Linked DNA regions of Homo sapiens: region 1 is linked to region 2. A link is a contact called in ENCODE Hi-C or POLR2A ChIA-PET data. All regions are on one chromosome and are shown on one strand. Each heading gives the region's core, a stretch centred on a gene start or an enhancer-like site at or near the end of the contact. The rest is flanking DNA. Distances are from core to core; before and after follow the strand shown. Region 1 holds the start of NOG (noggin). Region 2 overlaps ANKFN1 (ankyrin repeat and fibronectin type III domain containing 1).

The links. A loop is a pair of places that touch in the nucleus more often than their neighbours do. ChIA-PET counts read pairs that join two places held with the same protein, here RNA polymerase II (POLR2A). Pooled maps may share reads with other maps.
Region 1: a map of gastrocnemius medialis shows a loop between it and region 2 (5-fold over the local background). The contact joins the promoter of NOG here to the enhancer-like site in region 2. A Hi-C loop is called at or near these places in 1 of 168 maps with a recorded cell type or tissue (gastrocnemius medialis) and 1 of 50 pooled maps. POLR2A ChIA-PET finds 5 or more read pairs at or near these places in 1 of 52 experiments (AG04450).

What each region holds. Positions count from the first base shown.
Region 1 is chr17:56,592,201-56,595,193 of GRCh38, forward strand. It overlaps NOG (noggin), which reads left to right and starts at 1,499. Exons shown (of 1, transcript NM_005450.6): 1 at 1,499-2,993. The coding sequence starts at 2,024. The coding sequence ends at 2,722. RefSeq lists a silencer at 352-561.
Region 2 is chr17:56,171,019-56,174,086 of GRCh38, forward strand. The region is part of intron 1 of ANKFN1 (ankyrin repeat and fibronectin type III domain containing 1); the gene reads left to right. Among named protein-coding and RNA genes, the nearest start is that of ANKFN1, 19 kb to the left of the region's middle. Within about 2 kb of position 1,718, at least 5 of the 41 ENCODE cell types and tissues checked have a DNase peak (open chromatin) inside an H3K27ac peak, as active enhancers do; they include gastrocnemius medialis, where a contact is called at or near this core.

The sequences.
Region 1 (2,993 bases), core at 249-2,748, 420 kb after region 2:
GTTTATTTAAAATCACAGAAAGGTAGGGCTGGAAGAGAAATCTATTAATAGTTACGTCACTAATGCGAAAAGTGAGAAAAATGACTTGTCCGAGTTATATCAGGGTGGACCCCGGGCAAGACTCAGGTGCCTCTGCTGTCAGCTCACCTTTCAAGTTTCTGGTCCCCACTCGCACCCACTGAGACCAGAGACCGATTTACCTGAGGCAGAAGGTGCTGCACGCATTCTTGTGAAATTTGAGGGGACCGAGAAGGAATCTCAGGAAGTTTGTTTACACTGGGGGCCTGGAGACCTTCGGGAAAATAGCCAGAACCAAAACGGACCAGTCAGCAGACGCAGACACACACAAAGTGACAGGGACACAGAAGCAGAAGCTGAACTGGGCAGAGCGGGCAGCGGCCGACCCACCTCGCACGGCCGCCCCCGCCAGCGCCAGGTGCAGGGCTCATAGCGGGCCAGCAGAGGGCGCGCCGCCCCCAGGGAGCCGAGCGGCGGCCGCGCGGAGCCGGGCGGGCTAGGGGAGCCGCAGGCGAGCCAGTCGCGCCCCTGAGGCTAGGCCACTCAGGGTGCAGGACCCGGCCAAGGAGGAGGAGGATGGTGAGGAGCGGAACCCCCTCGTGGGCCCGAGGGGCAGACAGACAGGAGTGCTTCCTAAGAATTACATCACGCTGCGCAACGCTGCGGCTCTCGGACTCCCTGGTGCAAAGGGGGGTGGGGTAGGGGCTGTGTGTGTGTGTGTGTGTGTGTGTGTATATATGTGTGTTGGGGGGAGGGGACTTAGAGCAAGAGCCCGGGAGAGAAGAAGACGCGCTCGGGGAAAACGCTCCATGCACATGGAGAAATTTCTTGCTCCGAACTGCATGCACCGAGAAACGAGCCCCCAGCACTTCCCCGCTGCTCCCCTCCCAGTGCAAAGCACCCAGCTAGTGAGAAACCCTCCAGCCCCACCTCAAGCACCGCCCCCCCTCCCCAAACACCGGCTCTGCACCCTCCAGCCCGGCTCCAGCGCCGCCGCGAGCTTTCCCCAGGACTGGCCCTGGCGGGGCGCCTAGAGCCCCAGTTGCATTGCTCCAGGAGAAAGGAGGGGGGCGGTGCATTTTGCAGGAGGAGGAGAAGGGGGGTGGGTGGTGGGGGAGAGAGAAAATTGCGCGGAGACCTGCCAAGCGCCACCGCCGCCGCCACCGCCGCTGCCGCCGCCGCCGCCGCCGCCTGTGAGCTCCGGCGGGCAGCCGGACTGTCGGCTTCCCGGGGCATCTGGGTCCGGCGGGGCACAGCCCTGGGCGCTGCCGAAGCCGCCGCCGCCGCCTCCGCGGCGAGTACAGGCGGCTTCCCCCGGAGCCTGTGCAGCTCCAGCTCCTCGGGGGTGGAGAAGTGGGGGGTGGGGTTGTTGTTTGGGGGGAAGAAGGGGGAGGGGGCAACGCCGAGAGAGTCAGTGGTTTCCATGGTGATGGAGCTGAAAGTGCAGGAAATTTAAAGGCTTGGACCCTGCGAGACAGACAAACCGGTGCCAACGTGCGCGGACGCCGCCGCCGCCGCCGCCGCTGGAGTCCGCCGGGCAGAGCCGGCCGCGGAGCCCGGAGCAGGCGGAGGGAAGTGCCCCTAGAACCAGCTCAGCCAGCGGCGCTTGCACAGAGCGGCCGGACGAAGAGCAGCGAGAGGAGGAGGGGAGAGCGGCTCGTCCACGCGCCCTGCGCCGCCGCCGGCCCGGGAAGGCAGCGAGGAGCCGGCGCCTCCCGCGCCCCGCGGTCGCCCTGGAGTAATTTCGGATGCCCAGCCGCGGCCGCCTTCCCCAGTAGACCCGGGAGAGGAGTTGCGGCCAACTTGTGTGCCTTTCTTCCGCCCCGGTGGGAGCCGGCGCTGCGCGAAGGGCTCTCCCGGCGGCTCATGCTGCCGGCCCTGCGCCTGCCCAGCCTCGGGTGAGCCGCCTCCGGAGAGACGGGGGAGCGCGGCGGCGCCGCGGGCTCGGCGTGCTCTCCTCCGGGGACGCGGGACGAAGCAGCAGCCCCGGGCGCGCGCCAGAGGCATGGAGCGCTGCCCCAGCCTAGGGGTCACCCTCTACGCCCTGGTGGTGGTCCTGGGGCTGCGGGCGACACCGGCCGGCGGCCAGCACTATCTCCACATCCGCCCGGCACCCAGCGACAACCTGCCCCTGGTGGACCTCATCGAACACCCAGACCCTATCTTTGACCCCAAGGAAAAGGATCTGAACGAGACGCTGCTGCGCTCGCTGCTCGGGGGCCACTACGACCCAGGCTTCATGGCCACCTCGCCCCCCGAGGACCGGCCCGGCGGGGGCGGGGGTGCAGCTGGGGGCGCGGAGGACCTGGCGGAGCTGGACCAGCTGCTGCGGCAGCGGCCGTCGGGGGCCATGCCGAGCGAGATCAAAGGGCTAGAGTTCTCCGAGGGCTTGGCCCAGGGCAAGAAGCAGCGCCTAAGCAAGAAGCTGCGGAGGAAGTTACAGATGTGGCTGTGGTCGCAGACATTCTGCCCCGTGCTGTACGCGTGGAACGACCTGGGCAGCCGCTTTTGGCCGCGCTACGTGAAGGTGGGCAGCTGCTTCAGTAAGCGCTCGTGCTCCGTGCCCGAGGGCATGGTGTGCAAGCCGTCCAAGTCCGTGCACCTCACGGTGCTGCGGTGGCGCTGTCAGCGGCGCGGGGGCCAGCGCTGCGGCTGGATTCCCATCCAGTACCCCATCATTTCCGAGTGCAAGTGCTCGTGCTAGAACTCGGGGGCCCCCTGCCCGCACCCGGACACTTGATCGATCCCCACCGACGCCCCCTGCACCGCCTCCAACCAGTTCCACCACCCTCTAGCGAGGGTTTTCAATGAACTTTTTTTTTTTTTTTTTTTTTTTTTTCTGGGCTACAGAGACCTAGCTTTCTGGTTCCTGTAATGCACTGTTTAACTGTGTAGGAATGTATATGTGTGTGTATATACGGTCCCAGTTTTAATTTACTTATTAAAAGGTCAGTATTATACGTTAAAAGTTACCG
Region 2 (3,068 bases), core at 468-2,967:
TTCTCAGGACCAGGTGTGGCAGGGGCTGATCCTCAAGAAAGTTATTTGCAGGAGTTAGAAACTCAATGAGAGTCTCTGAAGGAAGCAGGGACCGGCACTGGCGGGGAAATGCATAACATGGGAAATGGCCTCAGGGCTTCACTAGGAACCCTCCATTTGAAGGTGGAAGTACCAGGAAGCATTGTCTTATTTCCATCTCCCCTGGCCTTTTGTACTCACTCTCCCTTTTGAAGGAAGTGAGGGACTAGTGCTGGGGAGACCGGAGCCAGTGGTTTTGATTCATGGCAGGGAAGGAACAATGTACAGACGGGAATCCTGTCTCCAGGATTAATTAGCCTGGTGGATGGGCCAGGAGCCTGTGTTTCTCCCACTGACCTAAGCAGCACCTTCTATACCCCAGGAGGCTCTCTGCAAACCAACGGTCTACAGCAATGGTTAAAACAGCAGTGTGATGAGCAGCCAAGGGCATTCCAAGAAGTTGTGTTGTTTATCCCCAAACTACCTCTCCATTTGTGTGAATGAGTGGCATGATTCATTTTCCATAAACAGCGTGGGTGAACAGAAGGGGAAAAAAATCCAAAGGCTGGGGACTGGCATTTCACTTTGTAGAAACTGCCAAGGAAAAGTTTTCTTCATTTTGGTATCCCTCTGAGAAGAGGCCAATTCTCTGAAACAAGAGGCTGTCCACAGCTGGGTCACATACACTGAGTCTGAGTCTTCACACAGACCCATTAAAACTGTCCAGGCACAGATGAGAAGATAGAAAACAGCAGGGAAACAAGTGATTGCAATGCAAACTCTACCCAGACATACCCTGAGGTCTTAAGGAAGAAACTCCTAGCTAGCAGGGCTAGCAAAAGAATCAAGGAAGGTCTCTGTCCTGGCTTTTCTATTTATCACCCTAACATTTAACCTCCTTGATCAAGATCTTCTAGAACTTAATCCCCAGCATCCTTTGGTATTTGCTGTTATCAGGAACAATAATAATAATAGCAAAAAAACAAAAACAACTCTGTGTTTAATTGCAGGCTTACCATGTTCTTGTTATATACATGAATGACTAATATAGTTTATTTTATACTCTCTGCTTTTCTGAAAGGTAAGTATTATTATCCTCACTTTATGAATGAGAAAAATTAATCTCAACGTGATAAATAACTCTTAGCCTCTGATGAGACAAAGTAGAACTTGATTTCAAATGCATGCCTGTCTAATTTGAAAGAATGCATCCTTTGGAAAGGCTGTGATGCACTATTCCTTTTATTTGCCTTTTAACTTTAGGGAAAATGGTATGTCTACTCCTCTTTCCCTCAACAACTCCTGTAGCTTTCTTATTCTGCATCCTTGATTGCAAGCAGCATCTTCTTCTCACTCTTTCACTTATCTGATTTTTAATTATCATATCAAGTGAAACACCAAGACATCAGGCTGGGAGGAACTGTATCCAGCAGATTCAGGACCAGGAAGCAGCAAGCAGGTGACAAGCTCAGTATGATACAAAAGGCAGGGCCATGAAAGCTGCCATGCTCAGTGCTAGGAGGTGGCAGTGAGAGCTCTTATTGGTCCCAAGAGCAGGACATGGGAGGTGCCAACTCAGAGTCTAGAGGCTGAGCCCAGGATTAAGAGCCAGGGGAGCTGCCAAGTAATTGGAGACAGGAGCATGGGATGTATTTGCTGAAACAAGCTGTTTGGCCTGGAGAGCCGATGTGGGGCATCCAGGGAGTGCTGGAGTGGGAGCACTTTCTCAGCTGGCTCTTGTCCCACGCTGTCTTAAAGGCACTACCTGACAACTGATACTACCGGTCAGGCAAGGCCCATTTCAGGAAGTCCTCTGGAACCAGCCAGCAGACAGGGACACACTGATCCCTCCCTGGAGCACTTGTATCATCTGTTGTCGGCACTGCACACTTAGCTCTTAGCAAACGTCATGCTGTGTGGTTAGTTTTCAGTCCCCACCACTGTGATACAAGGTCCTAGAGGGCAGGCTGAGAGCAAGAATGCCAATTACACTTGTGAGTTGGCTTTCTCCATCCATTCCCTGGGCCTCTATCTGACCCTAAGTAAAATTTGTGAAAGTGGATTTTATCAACTAGCTCCAATAATTGTAGTTTTAGAATGATGTCCTCAAATGTCAGCTTGCCTGTGGATCTCTCTGTGTGCCTGTCCACTGCTAGCTCCTGGCTCCCCTCTCTGGTCACTCCTCATCACTCTTGGGCTCTGCCACTTTGCCACCTGGCGGTTGTCCACACACTCCTGCCTTCACCCTTTGCCTTCTGTTCCCCCTGCATAGAATGTATTTCCCCAGACATGGGTATGGCTTCTTTCACCACCATATTCAAGTATGTGCTTAAGTATCACCTTGTCAGTGAGGCTTTCCCTAACCTTCCTACCACCCTGGTTTATACTGCATAGACACCTGTGCTTCCTACGCCTTTGTATTTCCCCATAGAACTCAGCATGCGTCACCTTGCCATATACTTCACTCTCTCTCCCACAAGAATAGAAATTATAGGAGAAGAAGGATTTTTGGCTCTTTTTTTTTTATGGTCCCACCCCAGCCTTCCAAGTAGCTGAGACTAAAAATGCACACTACCATGCCCAGCTATTTTTTATTTTCTTTTTTTGTAGCAACAGGTTCTCCCTATGTTGCCCAGGCTGGTTGTGAACTTCTGGCCTCAAGCGTTCCTCCCACCTTAGCCTACCAAAACGCTGGGATTCCAGGTGTAAGTCACCACACCCAGCCAGATTTTTGTCCTTTTAACTTACTACTGTACTGTCTCTCCAACTCCTAGAACAGTGCCTGGCACAGAGAAGATACTCTATAAATATTTGGTGAATGAATGAGTAAGTATCAGCTGGGAAATGTCAAAATTCAGATATCTGAGACCCACTGATCCCAAATATTAATTACTTGGCTGACATTCTCCACAATCTGCCCTGAGTATTCCTTCCTCATCAGGGTAGACTCCTGCCTCCTTTCTCTGATACAGCTGAGTCCTGGGGCCAGGCAGGTCCATGCCATCTGCCAGGTTCCCCTGTACTTGCTGTGCTATCAGGTGCCATTGCTG